Regions from separate parts of the Homo sapiens genome. Here region 2 is linked to region 1. The links are chromatin contacts, found by Hi-C or POLR2A ChIA-PET in ENCODE. All regions are on one chromosome and are shown on one strand. The core of a region is the stretch at or near the end of the contact, and the rest is flanking DNA. Distances in the headings are between cores, read along the strand shown. Region 1 has its middle 47 kb from the start of CD28. Region 2 overlaps CTLA4 (cytotoxic T-lymphocyte associated protein 4).

The links. A loop is a pair of places that touch in the nucleus more often than their neighbours do. ChIA-PET counts read pairs that join two places held with the same protein, here RNA polymerase II (POLR2A). Pooled maps may share reads with other maps.
Region 2: a loop to region 1 is called in a map with no recorded cell type, with 11 times the contacts of the local background. The contact joins two enhancer-like sites. A Hi-C loop is called at or near these places in 1 of 168 maps with a recorded cell type or tissue (dorsolateral prefrontal cortex), 3 of 37 single-sample maps with no recorded cell type and 7 of 50 pooled maps. POLR2A ChIA-PET finds 5 or more read pairs at or near these places in 1 of 52 experiments (activated naive CD4-positive, alpha-beta T cell).

The regions. Positions count from the first base shown.
Region 1 is chr2:203,656,306-203,662,899 of GRCh38, reverse strand. No RefSeq gene overlaps it. Among named protein-coding and RNA genes, the nearest start is that of CD28, 47 kb to the left of the region's middle. Within about 2 kb of position 3,364, at least 2 of the 41 ENCODE cell types and tissues checked have a DNase peak (open chromatin) inside an H3K27ac peak, as active enhancers do.
Region 2 is chr2:203,870,100-203,877,503 of GRCh38, reverse strand. CTLA4 (cytotoxic T-lymphocyte associated protein 4) reads right to left here. Exons shown (of 4, transcript NM_005214.5): 2 at 6,571-6,918; 3 at 6,017-6,126; 4 at 3,539-4,796. The coding sequence ends at 4,692. Among named protein-coding and RNA genes, the nearest start is that of CTLA4, 6.0 kb to the right of the region's middle. RefSeq lists a silencer at 5,631-5,720 and an enhancer at 5,941-6,050. Within about 2 kb of position 5,848, at least 2 of the 41 ENCODE cell types and tissues checked have a DNase peak (open chromatin) inside an H3K27ac peak, as active enhancers do.

The sequences.
Region 1 (6,594 bases), core at 2,115-4,614:
AATAAACCACTAGGATTTAGATTATTAGCAACCATACTCTATGAGAATATATGAATGTGTGGTTTGTAATTAAGGTCTTGCCCCCCTGTACACAGGAATGGAGAGAAAGGGCTTAGTGGTCTGAGTTGCCTGCAGGATTCAGAGGGCCAAAAAGAGATAGAGGAAACAGAGCCCAGGCCTTGGAACCTTCAGAAAATAATGGGAAGCCCCCTGCTCCTGACTTAGTTTCAGTATCAACTCTTATAGAAAATAGGAATAAGAGGGACAAATTTGAGTGACACCATTTTTCTTTTTGACACATAAATGACACACCATTAAGATGCCTGCTCTTGAGAATTCCTCAGAAAGTGAAATTATCCTCCTCCTTAGCTTCATGGTTTGGTTCGTTTTGTTGGTTTTTTGTTTGTTTGTTTGTTTGTTTTGAGACGAGTCTCACTCCATCACCCAGGCTGGAGTGTAGTGCCGCAATCTCAGTTCACTGCAACCTCTGCCTCCTGGATTCAAGCGATTTTCCTGCCTCAGCCTCCCCAGTAGCTGGTATTACAGGCATGCACCACCACGCCGGGGTAATTTTTTTGTATTTTTAATACAGACGAAGTTTCACAATGTTGGCCAGGCTGGTCTCGAACTCCTGACCTCAGGCGATCCACCCACCTTGGCCTCCCAAAGTGCTGGGATTACAGGCATGAGCCACCACACGCAGTCATGTATGCTATTTTTTTTACATAGATTTCCTGGAATTTTTATTAATAATTATAGATACCCAAGCAATAATTTCCATATCTTACTGTCTGTAAACCATAAAGCAAATATATGTATTTTTTTCTTTCTCTCCTACTTTTGCTTACATTTTGCTTATCTCCAGATAATTCAAAATTATTAAATAGATTAAATAACAATATTTAGGGAGGGAGGGTTACTTGTATCCTCTGTTTTAGGTATCAAGGTATTTCCTCATCAAAAAAATCAAATTTTCTTAAGTTTATAGGGCTCCAGTATTAAAAGTATTTTTCTTGAGGCGTTTTGTAAAAAGGGCAAGTGTTTCACAAAAAAAAAAAAAAAAAAAAAAAAAAATCTTTGATTCCTAGTTGCCTAAACCAAAGTTCAGATTTGTAAGGCTTCCTCTTCAGTAGGGTGTGTTGGAATCTTGATGGATTGGGCCATGCAGCCAAGGCCCCCACAGTTGGGAGTGCAGGGACAGTGTTTTTTCCTTGTCCAAACACCAATATGAACTGGGGATCCTCAAAGAGAGACATGACCCAAGAGATCAGGGTCACTTGTCCGTCCAGCAGAGATCAAAGCAGGCTTCCTTCTGAGAAGCACCCTCAACATCCCAGCCTCTCCTTAGAGAACATCATCAACAGTCTGCACAGGGGCAGAAGGAAAACAGGCAAAGAATGTGTGCGGAATGGTGGTTCACTTCCTGCCAAGACATGAAAGCAACTCAAGAATATGCAACCACCTGCCACAGCCTTGTTTGTCCTTAGACTTTTTTCATCCACATCTTGGCATCCTCAGTCAAAAATATAATAGGCCACCCAAATATTTTAATAAAACATTTTCTAGGGCAGACTCAAGAGTATTAAAATTACCTTAAACCAAGCAAGCATAGCAATGAGAAACCTCATTTCAACTGCTCCTTATATAAAGACTTGGTTCAAAGATCAATTCTTGAGATTCTTTTTTTGTCATAAAAGCATGAACTGCATTTAGCAGAATTTTATGAACAATTTTTTTAATTATTTATAAATTTCTACCAATTTAATACAAATATTTTCATGGGCATGTATTTGCTGCAGCCTTAATTATATGAGCAAGTAGATATTTATATACACAGTTATGGGTCTATTTTTGAAACTGCTTGTGAAACGTTCTTCTATTTTACAAAGTCCTTATTCCAAATAAAAAGGATATAGAGAAGCCAAGCATGGTGGCTCACACCTGTGATCCCAGCACTTTGGGAAGCCAAGGTGGGAGAATCACAGGAAGACAGGAGTTCAAGACCAGCCTGAGCAACATAGCAAGACCCCATCTCTACAAAAAATTTAAAAATTAACTGGGCATAATGGCACGCACCTATAGTCCCAGTTACTCTGGAGGCTGAGGCAGGAGGATTGCTGGAGCCCAGGAGGTAAAGACTGTAGTGAGCCATGATTACACCACTGCACTCCAGCCTGGGTGACAGAGTGAAACCACCATCTAAAATAAAATAAAGGGCATATACAGGTTGTGCCTACATTGCACTGAAATTACTATTCATTTCCATTACCCTCAATGTTTGCAGACATTAAAAAACTGGTTGTTGATAGATAAGCAAGCATTCGATAAATATCATCTGCTTGATTTCCCACTCTTTAGAAAACCATGAACAAACATTTGATTTTTACCACTTGGCAGTTTAACATTTCTTGGTCATATAGACAAGTAGGTTATTGAAGAGACTAATATACTTGCATTTCCTCTTTTAAATATGACCTCTAAAATAGGCAGTTTGAAAATTATAATTGCCATACCATGTCAAGTGGCTGATCATCTAGTGTGATATTTTGTCTCTAAGTACAGCCCAAACATAGCCTGTGTGAAGCTATCGTTGTTCCCCATAATGGCAAAAAATAAATATCCCTCCTCTATTTCCCATCTCAGAAAAAAGAAGTGCAGTTCCCCCTACTAAAGGCAAACCCCTCCTTATATGCTCTCAACGCTACCTTCTCCCGTCTCCTCTGAGAGCTTTTGAGTCTTCCCTTATCTCAACCCCATTCCCACCCCACCCCCACCCATTTATGTACACAAATCCCAAATCATATAAATGTCTTATCTCAACTCTCGGCTACTATTTCATCTCTCTTCTCTTTATGAAATCCGTTGGACTCTACACTCTCTGCCTCTACTTCTTCTTTATCCCAGCTCAATCCTTGAAAGTTGGCTTCAAAACCCATAACTATAGACCAAAACATTCTTTTCTCAATGGCCTCTCAATGATCAAATCCACTGGCCCCTCCCCCACTCCTCATTCTCATCAGCTTCTCTTCCTGTCTGAAACTGATTCCTCATCCCATTCTTAGGACCTTCTTTGCACTGTCTGTCACTTCCCCTTTTCTAACTCTCGTTTCTTCATCTATCTCTGTCTCCCTTGCAGACCCTACTTTCTCTTCTTGTCCTGGGTATAAAGCATAATATATGGATCTACTCTCAGGCTTCTTATCTCTCTGGGCCTCATTTTTGAAGATCCTTTATAGGTAAAAGATCCCCAAGTGTGCCAGTTCTGATTTGAACTCCAGGTTCATATTGTTCACTGCCTGCTAGAGATCTCCGCTGACATACATCTCAAACTCAGTATGTCCAAACTCCACTTAACCTTCCTTTCAAGCCTGTTCCTCTTTTCCAGACACTAGGAAAAAAAATCTAGGAGTCATCTTCAATTATCTTCTCTTTCTCATTTCCCACATTTAGTTACAATGTCCTATATGTTCTTTTTTTTTTTTTTTTTTTTAGACAGAGTTTCGTCCATCACCCAGGCTGGAGTGCAATGGTGCAATATTGGCTCACTGCAACCTCCACCTTCTGGGTTCAGGTGATTCTCCTGCATCAGCCTCCCAAGTAGTTGGGATTACAGGCACTCACCACCACACCTGGCTAATTTTGTATTTTTTTTTAGTAGAGATGGTGTTTCACCATGTTGGCCAGACTGGTCTCAAACTCCTGACCTCAGGTAATCTGCCCGCTTCAGCCTCCCAAAGTTTTTTTTTTTTTTTTTTTTTTTTTTTATGAAGTCTCACTCTGTCGCCCAGGCTGGAGTCAATGGTGCGATCTCAGCTCACTGCAACCTCCGCCTCCTGGGTTCAAGCAATTCTCCTGCCTCAGCCTCCCCAGTAGCTGGGACTCCAGGCGTGAGCCACCATTCCCGGCTAATTTTTATATTTTTAGTAGAGACAGGGTTTCACCACAGTGGCCAGGCTGGTCTTGAACTCCTGACCTCATGATCCGCCCACCTCAGCCTCCCAAAGTGCTGGGATTACAGGCGTGAGCCACCACGCCCAGCTTCTATATGTTCTTTTTACACGTTCTCACTTTCACTATTGCCTTCTGTCTGGATTGTTCCAAAAGTCAAGAGATGGTTCTACATATCCAGTCTCCTTCTTTCCTGACCCCCAATATACCCTATACACTGCTTCCAAAGTAACCCTTGAAAATATGGTTCTTTATGGTGTCACTGCCCTGCAAAATGAAGACCCAATACCTTAAGATGCTATTCAAGCCCCTACAAAATGGCCTGCCTCTGACTGCACCTGCTCATGAATTCTTCACTGCAATAATACTGGATGCTTCAACTACCAGAGTACCACATTGCCACTGTCTATGGGTGTTACTTCTACCCAAAATGTTCTTCTCCAACTCTGGAACCCTCTCCACCCATTAAAACTAAGGAACATTTCAAATTCTGCCTCTTCTGTGAAAACTTCCCTGTTCTCTTAGAAATCTCTCCTTTCTCTATGAGACTTAGAACTCAGTGACATTAAGGTAAAGAAATGTCTTTGCAAACTTGCAAATGTGTGTGGAGAGTCTATGTTGCGTCAAACCTTGTATTCAGGATGTAGAGAATACACAGTCCCTGTTTTTCGGGAACTTCTGCTTCTTGGGGATAGAGAATGCTTAGCATACTAAATTATAACCGTGGCCAGGTGCGGTGGCTCATGCCTATAATCCCAGCACTTTGGGAGGCCGAGGCAGGCGGATCACCTGAGGTCAGGAGTTCGAGACCAGCCTGGGCAACATGGCAAAACCCTGTCTCTACTAAAAATACAAAAATTAGCTGTGCATGGTGGCAGGCACCTGCAATCCCAGCTACTTGGGAGGCTGCGGCAGGAGAATCGCTTGAACCCGGGAGGCGGAGGTTACAGTAAGCCAAGACATGCCATTGCACTCCAGCCTGGGTGACAGAGCAAGACTCTGTCTCAAAAAAAAAAAAAAAAAATTGTAACCATGTGTGCATTCTGTGCTACAGATACAGGGAAGGGGCACTGAACCCAGCCTGGGGTGTCAGGATGACTTTCCAGAGGAGCAACACTGGAATTGAAGAAAGAACAGTTGTCCAGACAGAGATAGGCGTGAAGAACATTTCAGAAGTAAAACATCACATATGGAAAGGCATGAGAAACCATGTTCCATTTCAGGAATTCAGGTAACTCAGTTGCCTGAAGTATAAAGTACATAGGGGGCCAGGCACTGTGGCTCAAGCCTATAATCCCAACACTTTGGGAGGCCGAGACGGGTGCATCACCTGAGGTCTGGAGTTCGAGACCAGCCTGGACAACATGGTGAAACCCCATCTCTACTAAAAATACAAAAAAATTAGCCAGCCATAGTGGCAGGTGCCTGTAATGCCAGCTACTCAGGAGGCTGAGGCAGGAGAATCGCTTGAACCCGGGAGGCAGAGGTTACAGTGAGCCAAGATCGTGCCACTGCACTCCAGCCTGGACAACAGAGGAGAACCCTGTCTCAGTAAAATAAAATAAAAGGCATGGGGGAGGCGGGACAAGAAGCTAGAAAGGCAGGGACGAGTTGCAAAGAGTCTTGAGTGCCTGTATCAGTTATCTGCTGCAGTGGTGCTGCATAAAAATCATCCCAAAACTGCGGCTTCAAATAATAGCCATGCCTGGTGTGGTGGCACCCACCTATAATCCCCGCTACTCCGGAGGCTGAGGCGGGAGGATCACTTGAGACCAGGAGGTCAAGGCTACGGTGAGCCATGATTGCACCACTGCACTCCAGCATGGGTGACAGAGCAAGACCCTATCTCAAAAGGCCATTTATTCTTGCTTATAAATCTGTGGGTCAGCAGAATGGTTCCTCTGGCTTGAACTGGGGTCATGTAGGCATATGCAGTCAGAGTGTGCATTGAGAAACACTCCTGCTGATCTTGGCAGAGCTGTCTCATGTGTTTGGGAGTCAGGGGCTATGAGGGGTTTAGGATGGCCTTGAATCTTCTCCACATGTGCCTCACATTGGCAGTACGTTAGCCCAGGCATGTCATGTCCTCATGACAAGGAAGAAGTGAAAAAGAGAACACACCCAATCATGCAAGAGGGCAAGAGGAAACGCCTGCGCTTTTCAAGCCTCTGCTTGCATCATGTTTGCTAACATTCCAGCGCCAAAGCAAGTCACATCAATGAGCCCAGAGTCAGAATGGGAGGGAACACAAAGGTTCAGGGCAAAGGCTGTGAAAACTGGGAGGGGCCGTTAATGCAATCAATCTACCATAGTGTAGAGGAGTCTGAATTTTTATACTTAGAGGCATGTTGTCATTCCTATTGATTAGAAACTCTTGAGCAACAGGACTGTATTTTATTCATTACTATATCTGCCATAGCAGTTAGCATAATAATATACCCAAAGTACACATTCAATAAATTTTGGTAGAGTATAACTGAATCCCTAGTTTATACAATAATTTATTATATATACTAGCTGCAAGTTTTCTAAACACTTATCAAGTACATTTATATTTTCAATCTATATCATCCTTGGAGTACAGAGTTCTATCTATTTATTACCTGCTGTGTAAAACAGTAATGCCTGTTCACTGCCTAAACACCA
Region 2 (7,404 bases), core at 4,599-7,098, 210 kb before region 1:
GAATGTCAAGTTCCTTGCAATATGCAGCAGGATGGGTTAACTTCCTCTAAGAAAATTGCTTAGAAGAGAAATAGCTACCTCTTCTGCAGGTCTCATTAGCTTCCAGTGACATAGCATCAATCCCACATGTGCCTGGAAGTGAGAACAGGAGATTGTGTTACAGTTGGAACAGTGGTCACAGTCTCAAGTTGTTCTTGCTCAGAAACTTCTGAAGAGGGGTCTCTAGTACACTTTTCTTTTCTTTTTCTTTTTCTTTTTTTTTTTTCTGAGATGGAGCCTTGCCCTGTCACCCAGGCTGGAGTACAGTGGCGTGATCTTGCTCACTGCAACCTCTGCCTCCCGGTTCAAGCGATTCTCCTGCCTCAGCCTCCCGAATAGCTGGGACTACAGGCACCTGCCACCATACCCGGCTAATTTTCATATTTTTAGTAGACACAGGGTTTCACCATGTTGGCCAGGCTGGTCTCAAACTCCTGACCTCAAGTGATTTGTCCACCTCAGCTCTTAAAGTGCTGGGATTACAGGTGTGAGCCACTGCACCCAGCCTCTAGTACACTTTTTATTCACACTGCATTAGAAGCATAAGCTTTCCTGCTGATAGCGTTGTCAGATAAAATACAGGGCATCCTGTTTTCTTGTTTTTGTGGCGTTTTTTGGTTGAATCTGGCAAACTTACCATGAGCCCCTATCCCAGCATGTAGCCAAGGAAACATAAAAGAGGAAAGAATAAATTTTCCTCCCTTTTTACCAATAGGGTGTGTCATGTTTCTGGACTGAACAGAAAAAATTGACCTGAGATGAGAAAAAATATATATATATGAAATAAAACAAGGTTTCTAAGGAGCCTGAGTCATGGCTCTAACCAGGTGCAAACAACAAGTAAGGCAATGGGAATAACTTTCCGGAGAAAGCCATGTTCTCCTTTGCTTTGAGAACTCCCAAAAGAATAACTAAATTTATAAAGTCTTGAACTTCTCAACTGGCTTTGCTCCAGTTAACAACACAGTGACATCAATGTTTCACGAGCTCAGTCCCAACTAAGTTGAATGAACTATTAACTGTGGATACGGAAGAAGGCTCAGACTGGGTATAAAAATATAGTCAATTTTAGCAACAACCAACAATTCAAAAGAGAAAAAGAATAAAAATAAGAATTCAACAAAGAAAGAAAAAGATTGGAAGTAAGACTGGATTAAGATCAAAGTAGAATGAGTGGGACAGAGTAGGCAGCTGGAACTCACAGTCCAGAGTCTTTAAGGTTTAAGCCAAAAGATGAGTAGACCTGCACAAAGTTCTGATGATCAAATGGGAAAGAGATTAAGCTGGGACTGCCTAAGAAAACACAGATGGGTTCTGTATGGAAAACGGTCCTGGATGTCCTAGTTCCCCAACTCCTCAATTCATTTATTGGAGCATCTACTGTGTGCCTAAAGTTGTGATTATCCCTGTCTTGGAGAAGTTCCTGATCTAACTAGGTAGAAAAGACATGCATGCTTGAAATTATTAGAGGTGAAACCAAGTATAGCTATGAAACAAAAGAGGAGAAATCCACGAGCTTAAAGTGTCAGCAAATCTGACGGTGGAGGCAAAATTTGGGATTAGTCTTGATGGGTGTGACAATGAAGGATTATAATATTTGGAGGTGAGAAATGAAGAAATGGGAAGTAGCAGGAATGCGAGTACCATGCTGAAGAAGAGACATGAGCAGAGGCGTGTGCTAGGAGCCATGTTGGAGGAGGAACTGACTCTGGAGCCCCTGGCCACTCTATCCGGCTCCCTTGTCATCCACAGTCTTGCCTGTGACAAGTGGTTCCAAGGAGGAGGGTTGCAACGCCCAGGCTCCCCCTGCATGGTAGGCCAAGCCCCTTTTGGGTTCATGGATTATTTGGGCTTGGAGCTGCCCCAGGACCCTGATCCCAGAAATGGAGATGATGATGAAGGTTGGAATCCCATGTGACAGTTGGTCCTCTGATTTGGGGGCAGTTCACCTCTCTGAGTACTACAGACATAGAATCTTCTCTCATAAATGACATGGGAATTAGAAGAGGCTTTCATTTGGTGCCCAGATGCACTCCCTTACCCTCATATTTGCTTTCTCCCCTTTCAGCGGAACCCCGGGTCATAGTCTTTCTTGTACAATTCTTCTGCCATAGGGGAAGCTTTTTTGAGCTAAAGGGTATTTTATTTTTATAAGATTGAGACTGAATGAAGAGGGCAAGTCTTATCTCAGTGAACAACAAATGGTAGAATTTTAGGCAATAGCAGAGGAAATATTAAGCTTATATAAAGTAGTCCATTATCTAAGGGTGTCTGAAAGGTACCTGGAGGGCATCACTTGTGTAAGGCACTCTCTGTCACTCAGATCTGCCCATCAACTATGAAAAAGAGTAATCTCTCTAAAGATGTTTAGAGGAGTGGAAATGATATACTATCCACTGAGGCTCCTGATTGGTGTTTTTCTTCATGGCTACCATCCAAAGGCCTAGAGAGCAAGAAGCACAGTCTTCCACAGAAAAGGAGCTCATTCTAGGTAATAATCATTACCTTACTTTGAAAGACCTATTCGTTTTTTTTTAACAACCCCTTTTGAAATGCTTACTATGTGCTGTCTTGTGTGTTTGTTAGCACTTGCTGGGGCAAGAAAGAGAGAAAGAGAGCAAGAGCAAGCAAGAGAATGAGCAAGGGGGAGAGACAGAGGAAGAGACACAGACAGAGTTGCCTAAGCAGTGATTCTCAAAACTTGATGGGTATAAGAAGCACTGGGAAGATTTTTGGAAATACAAACTCCTGGCCCCACCACTCAAAGATTCTGATTCAACGCATCTGGGAATAAGTGTGAATTGGTGTTTTTAGTAAGTGACCCAGTGGATTCAGTTACAGGTGGTCCCTGACCACACTGAGAATCACTGCAAAAGACAATAACAGGATGTGGAGGTCAAAAATAGGAAACCTTAAGTGGAAACCAAATGTGCTGAGACTATACATTGGTTAAGCAAGAATCACAGAGGGCTTAGTGTGCCAGGCCTAGGTGTGCCAGCTGATAGCAACATAGGACCACAGGTGTGTGTTTTCCCCACATTTGCAAAATAGTTCATTTGGAAGCCACAGGGAAAAGCTCTATATTTCAGGAAGGCAGATCAAAATGGCTGCAAGGGACGTGGTTGCCAACATTGGGGTTGCCATGACAACTGTAATGCCTGTGATAGTTGAGCTGAGAAAGCAGGCGGTAAGAAAGGGGAGGTGAAGAACCTGTGTTAAACAGCATGCCAATTGATTTATAAAGGACTGCTATGTCTGTGTTAACCCACGTTATATCCCAAATAGTGGTGAAGAAATCAAAAGGAAAGAGGATGGATACCTTCCAAGAATGACTTGCAGGTAATGGCTGGTGCAAAGCTGACTCATGAAGCATTATTTGTCCTTTTGTGGTTTTTCAGTTTGTTTCCAGTATTTCTAATATTGGAGACTCCACCAGATACTGAATGAATCAATCAAAAATTTGAACACAATATTCAAATGCAAGGATGATAAAGACAACTCCGGAAAACGACCACCACAGATTTTTATTTAATTAAAAATATTATACATGTTGTTGCATTTTCATGGAAAATATTGAGTTAAAAACACAAGCAGTGTTAATTTTCAGAAACCTTCATGCACCCCATTCTGCCACCTGCTGCCTTCTTCTGTCCATGGCATTAACCACATGTTTGTAAGAATTGGGCCCATCGAACTGGAGCTTCCTAGAAGGTCATACCTGTGGGTCTCCTGGAGTAAGCCATTGTCTTCAAGACAGTGTTCTGTCAAGTCAACTCAGATACCACCAGCTGTGGCTTCCTTGCAAACCATTGAAAGGAACTGGTGTAAAAGCCCCAAAGCACATGTCAACACCAACTCAGCACAATTCCACGCAATCAAGCACTGCTATGACCTCATCCAGTTTCCAAGCTAGTTAGCAAATGACCTTGTGTTCTACCTGGTGTATTAGTGTCCTGAGCTCCTCCACAAAACTTCCCTGGGACCCAAGGTGGAAAGACACTGCCATATAGTGTTTATATTCAAACCATTAACAAATACACAAAAACATACGTGGCTCTATGCACAATACTATCAAATTAAAATATATATATATATATATATATATATATATATATATATATATATATATATATATATGTATATATGCAATACAACCTTTAGCATCACTGGCTAAAACATAGCCATGTGAGTATTTTTGAAGCCTTGATGTAATCATACATTTGTTTAAGAAATAAAAGGCATAAAATTTAACTTGAAAAGATCATTTCGGCTATAAACGTCTCATACGTAAATATAAGGTGTGTACAATATAGTCTTCTCCCTCGCTCCCTGCCTTTTCCTTCTTTGGGCTGTGCCATTCCCTAACTTAATTCCTTGACCCACATCATAATGCTGCATCCCCATATTAATCCCAAGTGATGCTTTCACTGAAAGTGGAGCTGATGTGACAGAAACATCCCAGCTCTGTCTTTCTACTCCTTTGCTTTAAATTGTAGTACACGTAATTTGGGTTCCGCATCCAACTTTATATTAAAGAGAGATGAATTCCCCCCAAATGCACAAACAAATAAAAATAGCTGGATAGCAAAAAAGTTAGAATTGCCTCAGCTCTTGGAAATTGAAATATGGACTCTCTTCTTCATAATGGTTTCTCAATTGATGGGAATAAAATAAGGCTGAAATTGCTTTTCACATTCTGGCTCTGTTGGGGGCATTTTCACATAGACCCCTGTTGTAAGAGGGCTTCTTTTCTTTAGCTGTCAAACACAAAAAGAAACAGTAATTACTACTGAGGAATACGGAAGCCACTTCTAACCATAATAGAACTCAACACATATTGGGTCCCTAGCTGGTTAAAAATGAATGTTCACAGCATACAGAATTATAAACCTCAGGAGATTTTCTTGATTCAGCTATTAAAATTTATTTTAGATAAATAACTGTGATTTTGATGTTAAATGGCAATCATTTGCCTTGAATGGAAGATAGGAGAAAGAGACTTTGAGAAAGCTTCAGAAAGAACACCCAGAAAGCCTATGATAATTGATCAATCTTGTCTGCAAGGGAACAAGCTTGATAAGATAATAAGCTTTAGTTATCCTGTTTGAGAGCTGTATTTCTCATCCCCACTGCTGAACCTACAGCAAAGGACATCTCTGTCAGGTTGGGTAGAGGATGTTGGAATAGAGTATATCTTTGTGTATGTGTATAAGAGACAGAGAGGGAGAAAGAGAGAGAGAGAAAGAGCGAGAAGAAGGAAGAGGAAGAGAAGAAGGGAGAGAGGGAGAAGGGAGAGTTTGTAATGGCAAAGCTGGCCTTAGGCAGAGGTGTCTGAGAGGGACTGTCAAAAAGAAATCCTGACAGGAGGCCTGATTCCATAATTCTACCTCTTCTACCACCAATACCAACACCTGTGATAAATAAAAACTGGGACTTTCACTTCCTGGCTGAAGGGGAAGGCAAAACGTCCCAGTCAAGCAAACTGGATAACAGGGATAGGTGTCATGTGAGCAGCTACAGCTTCGACAAGGAAGGCACCAGAGTGGCACCCAGAGGTGACTTCCAGGTGATGGAGAGGGACATGGAGAAGGAGAATAAAGACCATCCAAGTGGTCCTCTCTAGCAGCATTCTGCCCAGCCTAATCTCATGTTTCAGGGCTGTTAGCTTAAGTACAGTTGTCATGAAGACAAAGAGCAAAACAGCTGCCCCATGTTATTGCAACGGTTACTCAAATTGAAACCCTGCTCAGAAGCACATGAACATTCAATGTCAAACAAATTCATCTAAAATATTAGTCATTCTGAAACCTCAAATGCCAATGCCTACGGTTCTAGTGCGTTCTTTACCACTGTCCTTCCTCTTCATTTATTGCCTCATCTCATCTCAAGAACACTAAACTCAACATCATCTTTTGGCCAGTTGATACCACTAAAGGTATCCCCATCAGACATGGTGCACCATCAGCACCACACTCACCATTTTGCTCAAAGAAACAGCTGTGAGGAGAAAGCTATAAAAAAACAACCCCGAACTAACTGCTGCAAGGATCCAGAGGAGGAAGTCAGAATCTGGGCACGGTTCTGGATCTGCAACAGAAAACAAAGCAGAGCCTCCCTGAGACAGTTTTAAACTCTAGGGCTCTACTCCCCAACATTGGTGAAAAAAGGACATTAGAGCTTCCAGGCCTTGAGGTCCACCCCTAAATTGCATGGGTAGCCCACCAATAGGTTTGGCTATTTGGGACTACTTCCCCAGGAGCATCATATCATATCAAAAGTACAGATCAAACGTCATGATGGTTAGCACTCCAGAGCGAGAGCCCCAACTTCCCCAAATCATTTTATTTTACAGTCAGAATGCTATTAAGGTTGCCACCCACAATAAGCAAGGCTACCATGTGGTACAGAACTCTTAAAGAGAATGTCCACAGTCCTAAAAGTAAACCTCCTGAAATTAAGGAACAAAACTGTTTTTGTGCATAGAAGACTGCAATGCAACAGGTGTCAACTCAGTGAAATGGCTTTGCTCACCAATTACATAAATCTGGGTTCCGTTGCCTATGCCCAGGTAGTATGGCGGTGGGTACATGAGCTCCACCTTGCAGATGTAGAGTCCCGTGTCCATGGCCCTCAGTCCTTGGATAGTGAGGTTCACTTGATTTCCACTGGAGGTGCCCGTGCAGATGGAATCATCTAGGAAGGTCAACTCATTCCCCATCATGTAGGTTGCCGCACAGACTTCAGTCACCTGGCTGTCAGCCTGCCGAAGCACTGTCACCCGGACCTCAGTGGCTTTGCCTGGAGATGCATACTCACACACAAAGCTGGCGATGCCTCGGCTGCTGGCCAGTACCACAGCAGGCTGGGCCACGTGCATTGCTAGCATGGAAAAGCCAAAGGGAACTCAGTGAACTCATGCTCCTTCATGGCCAAGCCCAGGCAAGCCCTTCTGCCTTCTAGCTTCATCCCCACGGCCTTTTCTCCCCCCTTCAACGAATCTATCACTTACCCCTTCCCCTCTCCACACCCCCAGCCTCCCCTCCATCTCTCAACTGTTTTCCAGCTACTCTCCATAAAGATATTTTCTTACTGAGAAATAGATTCTTCAAGATGGTTGTGGCAGGAAGAACACTGATATGACAAACAGAAGACCTGGCTCTACCATGAAATATGTGATTTGGGGCAAGTCACACTTCCCCCATGTCCTTCATTTTTTTCACATATAGTAAGAGATAATTAGATGAGATGATATGTTCTCTGGTATTCTAAGGTTATGATAGAATGATAGGAGCTATATAGCTCCGGAACTATAATGAGTGGTAGGGGAAATTCTGAAGGTTGAGGTACAGAATCTTGCTTTATCTC